Linked DNA regions of Homo sapiens: all the other regions are linked to region 1. A link is a contact called in ENCODE Hi-C or POLR2A ChIA-PET data. All regions are on one chromosome and are shown on one strand. Each heading gives the region's core, a stretch centred on a gene start or an enhancer-like site at or near the end of the contact. The rest is flanking DNA. Distances are from core to core; before and after follow the strand shown.

Region 1 (2,591 bases), core at 41-2,540:
CTAAATGTCAACATATTCTTTAGGCCAGAACAAAAATATTAGACACAAAGAATAAGAAAACACCAAAGAGTGTAAATACAATAATTACAGAAAAAAGTGTGTATACGCAGGTCATAAGAAATGTGTTTATGCAATTCCGGTATCTTTCCAGAATTCAATTCTTAAACCACACATACAAAAGATAAACTGTAAATAAATATCAATAAGTAACTAGAAAAGTCCATTTGCCATTTATTTACCTTTGACCTTAAAATCCTTGTCTGTTTCAAGCACAGTCAGCCCTTCTACTGGGTTACACATTCACAAGTTGCTAGAACACAGTCTCAAGTTCATAGTGATTTTTGTTGTGGGGGTGGTCAATGAAAGGCTGATGACCCCAAGCAGCCCGGGCTGGCACCGGGTAGTAATTCTACACTCAGTAAATATACAAAGATACCAAAGCCTACTTGTTACCACAGGTCCAGCAAGTAGGCCCAAGATAAAAACTGCCCAACGACGCCCTTGCTGAGCAGACTTAGAAAGACGCCCACAAAACCTCAAGACCAAGCAAAGCAAAGCCACCTCACCTGCCCAAAGGTAACCAATCCGAAAAGAGCGGGGCCGCCCCGTGGGCCTGGAAGGCAGCCCCAGCCCCAGACTCCTCTCACTTCCCGCCTCTGCCGTTGGCTAAGTAACTGAGGAGCCTCGCGTGTCACAGAGGAGTGTGACATCACCCGCCCGCCAGGCCCTACCTCGAGTCTTGGCTCCGGGCCGCTCACCCAGGGTCAGCCCGACCAAAGGACCCGCCCGCAGCCGAACAGCAATCGGATGGGTGGAGTTTCGCGTTCCTTCACCTCGGAAGGACGTGCTCTGAATTCGAACGATCGAAGCTAGGCCAAGGGGCCCTGCGTCTACACTTAGTAGAGGAGAAGGAGCGGGAGAAAGGAAAAGGCGGGCTGAGAAGGGGCCTTCGCCAGCGCTCTGGGGCAGAATAGAGGCCTCGACACCCCCCAAAACCCCCGCAGACTCGCCTCCGCCCCACCCCCGCTTCAGCACTGTTGCGCACGCGCAGCACTAGTTCCCTAGCTTCCCTCCACACCCTGTTTTCCCGAGTCTGGTCTCCGAGCAGGGCCTCGTTCCTTCAGGGTGCCATCTGTCCGCAGAAGGAAGCTACTGCCACTCTTGCTCAGACAGTAACTGCTAACTCCCTTTCCATTTCTCACTCCCAGTTCGCCCAGTACTAGGTTCAGACGTACCTTCCTAACCCGCCTCTCCAAGGCCTACCAGCGCTTCTAACACCGGATGTGCTCTGACTCGCCCACTTCCGCTCCCGATCTTTTACCCGGCGTTCGCCTCTCGAGGGAAACCCCGCCCTGTGGTCCGCTTAAGACCAGTCCTCATTGGCCGTTGGCCGCACTCCTGCCTTTCCATTGGCTGTACGTGCATAAACAGCGGCTGCTTAGTTCAGAGGCCTGAGCTTGTCGATCAAGACTACTGGCCACCAACCGCCTCGAAGCAAAAGGTCTCCGCTTTCTTACCGTAGTAAGCCAGGGTCACGGTGCGCTGCTGCCTCTAGTGGAGAAAGTGAAAATGGGCCGGCCCCGCCCGGGACAGCCCGACGGCTTGTGAAGGGGTAGCGCTGCAGTCTTGGGATTCTGGCTTTAGTCTTGTCATGCAGTGTTAAAGGGGGAAAGCGATTCAGAGAACACATTAAAAAAAAAAAAAAAGCGCCCTCGCAAGGGGCGATTTACTGTGAAACTAGTGGAGCGTAAGCTTCAGAGCACCTTTGAAAACACTTCGATTTCTCTAGAGTATGCGAGAAGGAAATAGCAGGATTCCAGGAGGAAAACCAGAATTTAGGAAACCACTTTCTGGAAAGATAGAACAGTTCTTTTCAGTAAAGAATACAAATATCCAGGGTATGATTCTCAGTAGGCAAACCCAGGTATGCAATTAATAGAAGTTAATTTTCGGCTGGGCGTGGTGGCTTACGTCTGTAATCCCAGCACTTTGGGAGGCTGAGGTGGGCAGATCACTTGAGGCCAGGAGTTTGAGACCAGCCTGGCTAACATGGTAAAACCCCATCTCTATTAAAAATTTAAAAAATTAGCTGGGCGTGGTGGCGTGTGCCTGTAATCCCAACTACTCGGGAGGCTGAGGCAGGAGAATTGCTTGACCCTGGAGGTGAAGGTTGCAGTGAGCCGAGATGGTGCCACTGCACTCCAGCCTGGGAGACAGAGCGAGACCCCGTCTCAAAAAAACCAAAAAAGTTAATTTTCTATAATACAACCTAATTTTTGCTGTAGTGTAGCAGGACAAGCCGCAGACAAAACCCCTCAGACACCGAGTTAAAGCAGGAAGCGGTTTATTCCGCCAGGAGCATCGGCCAAGACTCCTGTCTCAAGAGCTGAGCTCCCTGAGTGAGCAATTCCTGTCCCTTTTAAGGCCTCACAACTCTAAAGGGATCCGCTTGAGAGGGTAGTGATCGATTGAGCAAGCATGCACCGGTAATTAGATCAGAACAGGACAGGGATTTTCACAGTGCTTTTCTATACAATGTCTGTAATCTATAGATAACATAACCGATTAGGTCAGGGGTCGATCTTTAACTA
Region 2 (2,591 bases), core at 60-2,559, 680 kb after region 1:
GCGGATCACGAGGTCAGGAGTTCGAGACCAGGCTGGCCAACATAGTGAAACCCTGTCTCTACTAAAAATACAAAAAAGTAGCCGGGTCTGGTGGTGTGCGCCTGTAATCCCGGCTACTAGGGAGGCTGAGGCAGGAGAATCGCGTGAACCAGGGAGGCGGAGGTTGCAGTGAGCCGAGATCGCACCACTGAACTCCAACCCGGACGACAGTGCGAGACTCTGTCTCAAAAAATAAAAAAAGTTCTCTTGGACAGCATCGTAAACCCTTTCCTCACAAAGCTGGCATTGGATCGAATCTGCCTGCCTCTTTCTCCACATCTTCTTTTAAAAAAACGTAGTATAATTATTTGTAATCCTAGGAAAAACGTGGCCTTTGGTTTGAATAATGGCTCAACTTCTCACTAGATGTAGTTCTGTGGGCAATTTTACCTATTGTAGCCTTAATCTTCATCTGTAATATGGAGATAATTCCATGTAACTCATAATGAAGGCGAGGAATAACTAAGAATATATAAAGTATCTGGACATAGTTAATTTGTCTCCTTTTGTCCACCCCATGTGTGCGTTGATGCAGAAGAGGCATTCCAATGTTTTCTCATCCAGACTTATGGTGGGGGGGTGGTGCCTGCAAAGAGTATGTTTTGCGATCTTGTCCAGGACAGTACTCCGGCCAGGTAGCAGCGAGGCTACCTCAGTTTACTAAAAAAGGGACACGGGTACTGAATATCTGGAAGGACTGGAGGTGGGAGTGGGGGCACCCTGAAAAGGGAGGCTCTACCTTTATGTTTCGATGGGGAGGTGTGTATAGTGACTGTGTGGGCACCGACAGTCCTTCCTCACACGGGGGACTGGGAGTCAGGAGGAACGACTAGGGACTCGTCCAGTTTTCTTCGGGTCCCCAAACGTGGCAAGAGTCCACCCTCTGCAGCGCCAGGCGCCGTACCTCACTTTCTCCATTTGCGGACTCCAGTTCCCAGGATGCTGAGCAGCGGCCAATCTCCTGGCTCTTCTTCCATCCCCCTCCCGGGAAAGACTGCCCCTGGCCAAAGCAAGGGGCAGTTGGAACTTCAGGGACCAACGACTGCAAGGGTATGGAATTAGACAGCGGCCAGAGTCCTAGTTTCGCGGCCTGGGCGGTAAATGAGGCGGCTCCAGGGCCGCGGCGGAGAGGAGGGGGGCTTCGTTCCCACGTGTCTGCCCTGCTGCCGGCCCGGCGCGGTCGGGGTTAACCCGGAGCGGAAGGATCCCGCAGCGTGTGCGTAGAACTGCAGAGTCACAGCCTTTCCTCCGAGAGGGCGGGATCCCTCCGCCGCTCCGCTCCAACACAAAATAGGGCCGCCTCTTCTCCTTTCTCCCCCTCTCGAGTGGGGTGCCCCGGGCAAAAGGCCCCCCCGGATCTAGCGCCGAAGGCTTCACGAATCTTCACGACCGCTGCCCAGCTCTTGGGCCAGGAAATAGCCCCTTCGCAGGAACCACCCTACCGGCCGAACAGGAGGCGGAGGGGGGGAGGCGGAGCGGCGCCGCGCTGCACTACTTTCCTCTCCGGTTGCAAATGGCTGCCTCGTTCCCCACTTTCCGCTCAGTTTCCTGACCCCCCGGTGCCGGGAGCCGGGGTTGGGCCATGCACCTCTAGGCCGCCTGCGATCACAGTCAGCCGGGGGTCGAGGGGGTGCCACCGACCAGAGCCGGCCAGGCCGGGGGCGGGGCAGCTCCCGAGGCCAGAGGGGAAGGGAGGCGAGCGCAGGGCCTGGAGCGGCCGGAGGGGAGCGGGCAGAGGGCTCGCACCGCCCGCCCCTTCCTTTTCCTCGCCTACCTAGCCTCCTCCCTTCCCCGGGGGGAGCAGAAGGTGGGGGGCTCGAAGCCGCCGAGGGTGAGCGCTCGGGGTCGAGAAGCCCGGCGCTGGGTGTGTGTCAGGTTCAGCCCCGCGGCCCCGCCGGCCCCGCGTCGCCGTAGCTCGCGCGGCCCCGGGCGCCGGCCGGGGCGGGGAGAGGGGCTCGGCGCTCCTGCGAGGGTCTCACGTTCCATCCGGGCCAGGCGCGGGGCGGCGCGGCATTCCTTCCGGGCTGCTGGGGAGGCGCCTCGACGTTCCATCTGGAGAGCCTCGACGTTCCGCCCGAGCCCGGCGCGGGCGGCCGGGGCGCTGGCCGGGCCCTAGGACTGAGAGGCCGCCCGGCGACGCGGATGCGGAGCCTGCTCGCCCAAGATCAAAGCCACCGGTGCTCTCTTTGTGTCCGCTCGGGATTCGCCGCCCTGGGGCTGTCCATGGAAACCTAAACTGCTGGAACCTGAGGCAGAGAACCCCTCTTTGGCTTCTTGCTGTTTTTTTGTGGGGGGAGGGTGGCCACTCCGACCTGGATTTACCGTTCTTGGCCCCCCTAAGCCCCCCCGTGCGGGGGGCGGCTGTGATCGCTCTGGCGGTTGGAGGTCGGGGAGCGGCCCGGGCTCTGGCCATGTTCTCGGATGAGGATTTCTGGATCGCCCTGTGAAGAGGTGAGTGAAGTCCGCCCGGCCAGGGCCCAGAAAGGGTTGGACTGGGGGCACAGCCAGATGGACTATCTTAGCCGGAGCTGGCCTTTAGGTTGGAGAAGGGG
Region 3 (2,591 bases), core at 28-2,527, 630 kb after region 1:
TTGGAGTTGGAGGCTACAGTGAGTCGTGATCGCACCACTGCACACCAGCCTGGGCGACAGAGTGAGACTGTCTCAAAAATAAATAACTTAAAAGAAAATCTCCCTTCGTCTAAATCCTGTCTACTTCCAAGACACACACACACACACACACACACACACACACACACACACACACACACACACACACACACAAAATCTTGGCCGGACGTGGTGGCTCACGCCTGTAATCCCAGCACTTTGGGAAGCCGAGGCGGGCGGATCAACTAAGGTTGGGAGTTCAAGATGAGCCTGACCAACATGGAGAAACCACGTCTTTACTAAAAATACAAAATTAGCTGGGCGCGGTGGCGCATGCCTGTAATCCCAGTTACTTGGGAGGCTGAGGAAGGAGAATCGCTTGAACCCGGGAGGCGGAGGTTGCAGTGAGCCGAAATCACACCATTGCACTGCAGCCTGGGCAATAAGAGCGAAACTCCGTCTCAAAAATAAATAAAGAAATAAAAGCTGAATCACAACATCTTCCTCTGAAGTGTTGTTGTGACGTTAAAAATGAGATAATAGGCTGGGTGGGTCACGCCTTGTAATCCCAGTACTTTGGGAGGCCCATCACTTTGAGACTAGGAGTCCGAGATCAGCCTGGGTAACATGGCTGAGATAACGACTATAAAGTGAATGGCACATAGTAAGTGGTTAGCTAATGTTTGACTCAGCCCCACTCTTCAGTGATCCTTGTGGGCATTTCTTCACAAAGTTGCAAGGTATTTCTGTAGTCCTCTCTCCAGTATTTTTCAGTATTTGTTCTAGCACACACTAGGTCTTCCACAAAAATGATTGAATGAAAACTCCTGGCAGCGGGAAAGCGGGGTGGGGATGTGGGGAGGGGCACCCCAACACAAACACACAGAAAATGCTACTACAGAACATCGGTTACTGGGCAGCGGTACATTTCAGAACCCCTAGGGTGCCCTCACATCCTGCCTGGCTGGCCTGCTTCAAACGGTTCATTTAACCAAGGTCATACTAAAATGTTGGCTGCTACTAAAATCCAGGAACCTTCACTTTTCCCAGATAAGAGAGACAGTTGCTCTATTAGTATGGGCAGCGGTAGGCCCAAAAGATCCCGCCTTCCTCCACAGGGCGAGCCTATCAGCGCTCCTCCAGCGATGAACGACAGCTCTCCAGGAGCCAATGAGTTCCTCCCCCTGGAAGGAACCCGCCCATCCCTTGTGTCGTCACTAGATCTCTTAAAAAGATGGACCCTCAGCGGCGCTTCCTCGTAGCGAGCCTAGTGGCGGGTGTTTGCATTGAAACGTGAGCGCGACCCGACCTTAAAGAGTGGGGAGCAAAGGGAGGACAGAGCCCTTTAAAACGAGGCGGGTGGTGCCTGCCCCTTTAAGGGCGGGGCGTCCGGACGACTGTATCTGAGCCCCAGACTGCCCCGAGTTTCTGTCGCAGGCTGCGAGGAAAGGCCCCTAGGCTGGGTCTGGGTGCTTGGCGGCGGCGGCTTCCTCCCCGCTCGTCCTCCCCGGGCCCAGAGGCACCTCGGCTTCAGTCATGCTGAGCAGAGTATGGAAGCACCTGACTACGAAGTGCTATCCGTGCGAGAACAGCTATTCCACGAGAGGATCCGCGAGTGTATTGTGAGTGCGGGGCCCCGGCGAGGAGAAGCGGGGGTTGCGGGAGACGGGGAGGTTGGGGTCCGAGCCCACCTGGTCTCAGAGTGCCGTCAAACCATGCCTGGGCCAGCGGCGGGCGACGGAGGCCTCCGTCCGGGCAGAAGGGCGGGTGCCCGGCTAGCGATCCCCTAGATGGGATCAGCTGGGTCCCTGAGCGATAAACAAAGGCCGTCGTTTCCGTTCCTCCCCCACACGCCCCTCCCCTGCCCCTCCCTCCCACCCCTCACCCAGCGCGTCTTCCTGTTGGGGGTCTCCGGGGTCTGAGAGCCTGCGGAGTCTGCCTTAGTCTGATAATCGGGGAAGGATGGGTTTGCTTCTCAAACTGGGTTGAGGGCAAACTCAGCTGACGTTGGATGAAGGGGAGACGTCGTCACACTGAGCTTGATTCCAGAAAAGAGGGGAGGTGTAGGGATGGCAGACGGGAGGAACCTGGGGACTTGGTGGGTCATCTGCTTTGGAAGAAAGGAGTCTTGCTGGGGTGGATCCTAATATGTAGAGATGAGGAACAACCAAGTATTCCCCCGTCTTTTTTCTTTCTCATTGGTGTTTGTTTGAAACCCTGCAAGGCTGGGTTCCCAGCCTCTCAGCCATTCCGGGGTTTCCCCAGTGAGTGGTCCTCCCAGGGCTTCAGAGGGTACCTGGCTGCTGTTCCTTACGCCCTCCCTGCCACTTAGAGCGACAACTGAACCTTGCGCACAGAAGTGGACTACTCAATTCTGGGGTAGGGGTACCCAGTGGAGCTTAGGGTGTCATATCTTTCTCAGCCTTGCTTTGAATTTTCACCTCTCTCCTTTCTCCTGTGTCCTTCCCCAGAGCTCACCAGGGCAACCCTCATCTCCAGATAGTAAATGGAAAGGGAATGGTTTGGAAAAACAGAAAGAAATGTTAGTAAGTGTGGGAATCCATTGTTGGGGT
Region 4 (2,591 bases), core at 62-2,561, 550 kb after region 1:
CAGTGACTTACTCCGGATCGTTGCTGAGAATGGAGGCTTCCTAAATATCAAGATAATTTTACTCCAATTTATTTCCTAGGGGTGAAAGCAAAGCCTTTTTGTCCCAAGGGACAACTGAGCAACCACCAGAGTCTCTAGCTGAACAGCAAGGGTGTGAGGCCGGCTAAAATTCCCACAGTTAGAAGCCCACTCGCAGGAGGATATTTACCAAATTGACATAAGAACTACATAAAAAGGAAATGCGTTTATTGAGCTGATGTTTCACAGTTGTCTGTGGATGGAGGCGACATTGCAAAATTCTTTTTACATTATATTATTCTCTTCTTCTTTTTAATTTGGTGTATTGGTTATTACTATTATTTTGCTTGTTACTTTCCAGACAAAAGTCCAATTCAGATATGTAACTGCACACATGTAGTACTAACTTCTGAGCTCAATTATTTCTCCTTGTATTTTCCCAATTTTCTATCAGGAAAGATGATTCATTCCAAAGGACAATGTACCATACAAAATGTGTTACATAGACTTCTCATAAAAGAATACCTCTAGTAAACCATTATAACTACTCTACGTTCACTTGCTCTTGATTATTGCCATGTTAGAACTATTTGTTCGCTTCTTTATTTAATATGGTTATTCTTTCCATCTTCCAGTTTTGTTTAGCTATTCGGGTGTGCGTGTGCCTGCAGAAGAAGCTCTGAAAATAAGTTAGTTGAACCTGAGAAACCATTTGGAATGACCGTATGGCTAAATCTTTTTTTAAATTAAAAAAATCACATATACCCAGGCCATTTCGAGCATCATGCCGATTTTCCCTCCCACTTTACGTTTAAAGCAATTAGAGATGTTGAACCCTAACAAAATGTAGTCGAGTTTAATATACTACGAGGGAGGGGCTGGCAGTCATTTTCCTTTAAATATTTAATCTAAACATAAATTGTTATTAAGGGTAGGGGGAAAAAACCTCACATAGATAATTTTAACTGCAGTTTGAGGTTTAAGCAACAGAAAGTCTTCTAACCCCAGTCCCCTTTCTTCTCCTTCCGCCCCTCCCCAACCCCGCCCCATAATGGATGCTCGGCCGACTGCTTCTGCACGGTCTCTTTGTCTAAAGGATGCAAACAGTCTACGGATGCTAGAGAAAAAGGGGTGGGGGAGAGATTACCTCATCCCACGTCGCTTGCACCAATCACCAGTCTCCTGTCATGGCTTCTCTGGGCAGATTGGGGGTCTGGACCAACAGGAAAAGGCCCCGGCCCATCCCCATGGTGACCGAGTTGTATATAGGGAGCCGCATCCGCCTATGTGCCGCAGGTTCTCTTACATCGACCGCCTAAGAGTCGCGCTGTAAGAAGCAACAACCTCTCCTCTTCGTCTCCGCCATCAGCTCGGCAGTCGCGAAGCAGCAACCATGGTGAGAATCGGCTTCGGCTCTTTGTGGCCGTTGGGTGGAGTCAGCGCCCCCAGGCTCTACTTGGAAAACCTTTAAGCTCTTTTCTTTCGTAAGCTCTCTGGGCGAGGGTGGTGGTATGTTTTGTGAGGTTTAGCTTAGCCCCAAATCCTCAAGCCCCGCCGCCGCCGCAGTGCGGGTGCAGGAACCGGGCCAGTACTGCGCCCAGGGCGCAGCAGAGCGCTGGGGAGGAACAAAGGCGGCGCCTAGGCGCCTGTGTTATCCGAGAGACTTTCGGGGGCCGCGGGCAGCCCGTCTGCCGCGACCGAGGGGTCTGGGGCGTCCCGGCTGGGCCCCGTGTCTGTGCGCACGGTTTCGCTGATGCTGAGGGGCCACTTTCTGTCTCGCGTTGTTCTCTGGGGACCGGGAGAGGAGGAGGCACCCAAAAAGAGCGGGGGCGTTGGGCGAGCTGGGGGACGTGGGAGGGGGAACGGGAACAAAGCGCAGCCTAGGGTTAGCGTGGGAAGACCCTCCGCGGTCTTTGGCGTTTTGGAAAGATACCCACACATTCCCGGGAAAACATGGTGAGTTTCTGCCGGAGCCCCCGGCAGCGGGTGTCAGGGCGGCGCAGGGGCGGGGTTGTTTGTTTCTGGCTTCTATGGCGTTGGAGCCACTGGGCGGGGTTCGCCCTCACTGAACCTCTTCTGTCAGGAGCTGACTGAAAAAAAAACAAAAAAACCTTTCATCATTGCGGAACTGTAGGCTCCAAAAGGGTTTTCTTCACTATTATAAGTTAGATGACTTTTTTTTTTCTTGAGCAAAATCATAATTCACTTCACAAGCTCTTTAATGTCTGGTCTGGGGACGCCCTGCCCTGACCGACTGAAGTGTGTGTGTGTGTGTGTGTGTGTGTGTGTGTGTGTCTGTGGGACGCCCTGCCCTGACCGACTGAAGTGTGTGTGTGTGTGTGTGTGTGTCTGTCTGTCTGTCTGGACTGCACGTTCAGCGAGGGAGAAAGCCCACTTTGTGAGCCCCAGGGTACCCTGATGGTCAGGACCCAGGGAAACGCCCTTCCCCGCCGCCCCCCCGCCCCGCCCCCACCACATCAGCGAATAGACAATGAAAGTGGTAGCCCTAAAGACCACAGAGAAGAAAACCTCTATTGGATGCAAAGAATATGAATATTATGTGATGGGTAGAG
Region 5 (2,591 bases), core at 63-2,562, 540 kb before region 1:
CCGAGTAGCTGGGATTACAGGCACTTACCACCACGTCCGGCTAATTTTTGTATTTTTAGTGGAGACGGTGCTTCGCCATGTTGGCTAGGCTGGTCTCGAACTCCTAACCTCAGGGGATCCGCCTGCCTCAGCCTCCCAAAGTGCTGGGATTACAGGTGTGAGCCACCGCGCCCGGCCCCTTGTACCTGATTTTGAATGGAGTTTCAACCAATCACAAACAGACAACCAGCCAAGTGGTTATATAATTAGGGACCTCCCATGTGACCATACCCAAATAAGGCAAACGCTTAGCTGTAGCCAATCAAATTTCTTTACTTTCGTGTTCAGCCTATAAAGTTTGATGCCTGGGCAGCTAGAGCAGGGGTGTCTGAGCCTCTTTTGGTTCTGACTGTTGTCCGATTCAAAATCTAAGTTTGTTTTGTCTGAAATTTTTATTTCTACAATACCTATCCAGAAATCAGTCTAGGCTGGATATTTGAAGGAAGAAGGGAATAACTGGCTGGCATATTCATCACCTGTTGGAAATCTCTCTTCTCACACATTTTCATTAACTTCTTGAGGAAGTGTAATTACAAGCGTTTTCCCACGAGCAGCCCCTACTAATAACGCATCAAGCTGCATGAATTCCGAAAAGCTTCAGAAAACTTGTGGTCTGAAACCCTACTATGCTTGAGGTACAGGAAAGAAGGATACTATCAAAAGGCATCATGCAGCTGGCACGGAACTGGGACAAGAATTTGGGGGCAGGATGGCCAAGTGCTAGGCCAATTGACGGTCTCCAAACCATTAGCACAGCTCCTATTCTGAATGGAGGAGTAAAAACAGCTGTTGGAGAACTTGGACGTCATCTGCCCTTGTCAAACCGTTTTCAGGATTAATGTACTTAATTCAGCTTTTTCCACTACACCACACAGCCTCCTGTAAAACACCCTCCCTGCACACAACTTACCCCCAAAGCACCAGGAACCTAGCTGGCTAGAGTTGAGCTTAGGAAAAACCTGAGTGGCTCCAGAGTCAAACTGCGATAACGTTGAGTCAGAGGAGTTAAGGACAAAGTAGAGCTGCACAGAGGCCCACGTCGTGCAAGTGCGTGTCTCCTTCAGAGAAAAGCGTGCCGAGGTAGACTAGGCCCCGGGCAGCAAAAACCCTGTCCCGTCGCCAGCGCCCCGCACCGCCAGAGCGACTGGAGCAGACGCGAGCGCTGGGCACGTAGCCGGTGGCGCGCACGCTCAGCCCGAGGCCGCACGGGAGGCTGTCTGGCGTGCGCGCCCCCGCGGCGGTGGGCGGGGTCCGGGGCGGGGCCGCAGGAGCAGTAGGTGTTAGCAGCTTGGTCGCGACAGGTGCGCTAGGTAGAGCGCCGGGACCTGTGACAGGGCTGGTAGCAGCGCAGAGGAAAGGCGGCTTTTAGCCAGGTAAGGGCCTTCTCTCTCCACAACCGGAGAGTGCGGGAAGACCCCGGCTTCTCTCCACACCCTCTTTCTCCTTCGACTTTTGGGGCGGGGGGAGTGCAAGGAGTGTGAGTCCCTCCCCCTCGAGATAAGGGGTCGAGGGACGCTGATCCTCCGTTCTTTCCTCACTTCTGGGGCCTGCGCTGGGTGGGGAGTGCTTATGTCGGGCTGAGCCTTTGCTGCCCAAGGGCGGGAGCTGCAAATACCCCGTCCTCTCCCACCGAGAACACTGCATTCTAACTGTATACTTTCTGGTGTGGTGGAGGAAGGTGACAATTCATTAAAACTCCAAATACCCTCCTTCCAGGGAAATACTGTAATATTCAACTGTTCTTTTTCCTTCATTTTCAGCCATTCCCTCTCTTTTCGATTTTTTCTCCCTTCCATTACGCCAGCTGAACTCTGTTTAAGACACTTACACCCTTTTGAGGAATGTTGAGAATATAGCAGTCCTTGCAGCCGATGTGTCATCCCCGAATCGCTATCGTGTATATATCGCTGGCACTTGCCCCCGACATATGTTGGTGTTAATGTAAGGTAATTGTACACCCCTGGCTACACATACTAAAGCTTGAAGTTGTAGCTGCTAGGAACGAACCATCTGGCACCCTTCCTAGCCTCCTTACTGATGCTTGCAAGAACGGTTTAGCTGATCCTGGTGAGAGATATTTGAACTACTATTGTCTTGCACCTAATTCCAGCTTTCAAAAGTCTGCCTTGGACGGGCGCAGTGGCTCACGCCTATAATCCCAACACTTTGGGAAACTGAGGCGGGAGGATCGCTTGAGCCCAGGTGTTTGAGACCAGCCAAGGCAACTTAGCGAGACCCTTGTCTCTACAAAAAAATAAATAAATAAATAAAAATAAAAGATAAGTCTGCCTAATCCAGATCTGCCTAATCCAGATGGTTCAATTGACTTGACTTTTCAGGTTAGTCAAAGGTAATTAGGGAGTTATCAGTTTTTAAGGCAATGCCCATTTTGGGGAGAGGTTTTCTTTTGCATTAAGTATTCTTTCTTTTGCTCTTGATTTAAATGGTTTAACACAGTACCTTTTATCTGCTTGGTTACCAATACTATTCACAAATGCTAAATATTTCAGGAGCCATGAAATAACACCAATCCTTTCTTCTGAGGTATGATG

What was found. Hi-C counts contacts between places; a loop is a spot of excess contacts on that map. ChIA-PET counts read pairs that join two places held with the same protein, here RNA polymerase II (POLR2A). Pooled maps may share reads with other maps.
Region 2: a loop to region 1 is called in a map of naive thymus-derived CD4-positive, alpha-beta T cell, with 5 times the contacts of the local background. The contact joins the promoter of KMT2D here to the promoter of TMBIM6 in region 1. A Hi-C loop is called at or near these places in 1 of 168 maps with a recorded cell type or tissue (naive thymus-derived CD4-positive, alpha-beta T cell), 1 of 37 single-sample maps with no recorded cell type and 9 of 50 pooled maps. POLR2A ChIA-PET finds 5 or more read pairs at or near these places in 2 of 52 experiments (MCF 10A and activated CD4-positive, alpha-beta T cell).
Region 3: a pooled map shows a loop between it and region 1 (9-fold over the local background). The contact joins the promoter of LMBR1L here to the promoter of TMBIM6 in region 1. A Hi-C loop is called at or near these places in 11 of 50 pooled maps. POLR2A ChIA-PET finds 5 or more read pairs at or near these places in 4 of 52 experiments (CD4-positive, alpha-beta T cell, OCI-LY7, PC-9 and 1 more).
Region 4: a map of naive thymus-derived CD4-positive, alpha-beta T cell shows a loop between it and region 1 (12-fold over the local background). The contact joins the promoter of TUBA1A here to the promoter of TMBIM6 in region 1. A Hi-C loop is called at or near these places in 2 of 168 maps with a recorded cell type or tissue (both naive thymus-derived CD4-positive, alpha-beta T cell), 1 of 37 single-sample maps with no recorded cell type and 13 of 50 pooled maps. POLR2A ChIA-PET finds 5 or more read pairs at or near these places in 8 of 52 experiments (A549, CD4-positive, alpha-beta T cell, CD4-positive, alpha-beta memory T cell and 5 more).
Region 5: a pooled map shows a loop between it and region 1 (5-fold over the local background). The contact joins the promoter of LIMA1 here to the promoter of TMBIM6 in region 1. A Hi-C loop is called at or near these places in 4 of 50 pooled maps.

What each region holds. Positions count from the first base shown.
Region 1 is chr12:49,740,256-49,742,846 of GRCh38, reverse strand. TMBIM6 (transmembrane BAX inhibitor motif containing 6) reads right to left here and starts at 1,290. Exons shown (of 10, transcript NM_003217.3): 1 at 1,236-1,290. RefSeq lists enhancers at 1,034-1,353, 974-1,665, 1,594-1,723.
Region 2 is chr12:49,059,512-49,062,102 of GRCh38, reverse strand. KMT2D (lysine methyltransferase 2D) reads left to right here and starts at 1,309. Exons shown (of 55, transcript NM_003482.4): 1 at 1,309-2,490. RefSeq lists an enhancer at 1,242-1,491 and silencers at 1,542-2,161, 2,323-2,591.
Region 3 is chr12:49,109,533-49,112,123 of GRCh38, reverse strand. LMBR1L (limb development membrane protein 1 like) reads left to right here and starts at 1,277. Exons shown (of 17, transcript NM_018113.4): 1 at 1,277-1,640. The coding sequence starts at 1,569. RefSeq lists a silencer at 531-711 and an enhancer at 1,569-2,108.
Region 4 is chr12:49,187,800-49,190,390 of GRCh38, reverse strand. TUBA1A (tubulin alpha 1a) reads left to right here and starts at 1,311. Exons shown (of 4, transcript NM_006009.4): 1 at 1,311-1,414. The coding sequence starts at 1,412. RefSeq lists enhancers at 1,423-1,542, 1,041-1,632.
Region 5 is chr12:50,282,241-50,284,831 of GRCh38, reverse strand. LIMA1 (LIM domain and actin binding 1) reads left to right here and starts at 1,312. Exons shown (of 11, transcript NM_016357.5): 1 at 1,312-1,412. It overlaps LOC107984505 (a long non-coding RNA gene), which reads right to left and starts at 1,211. Exons shown (of 2, transcript XR_001749144.2): 1 at 950-1,211. RefSeq lists a silencer at 1,092-1,401.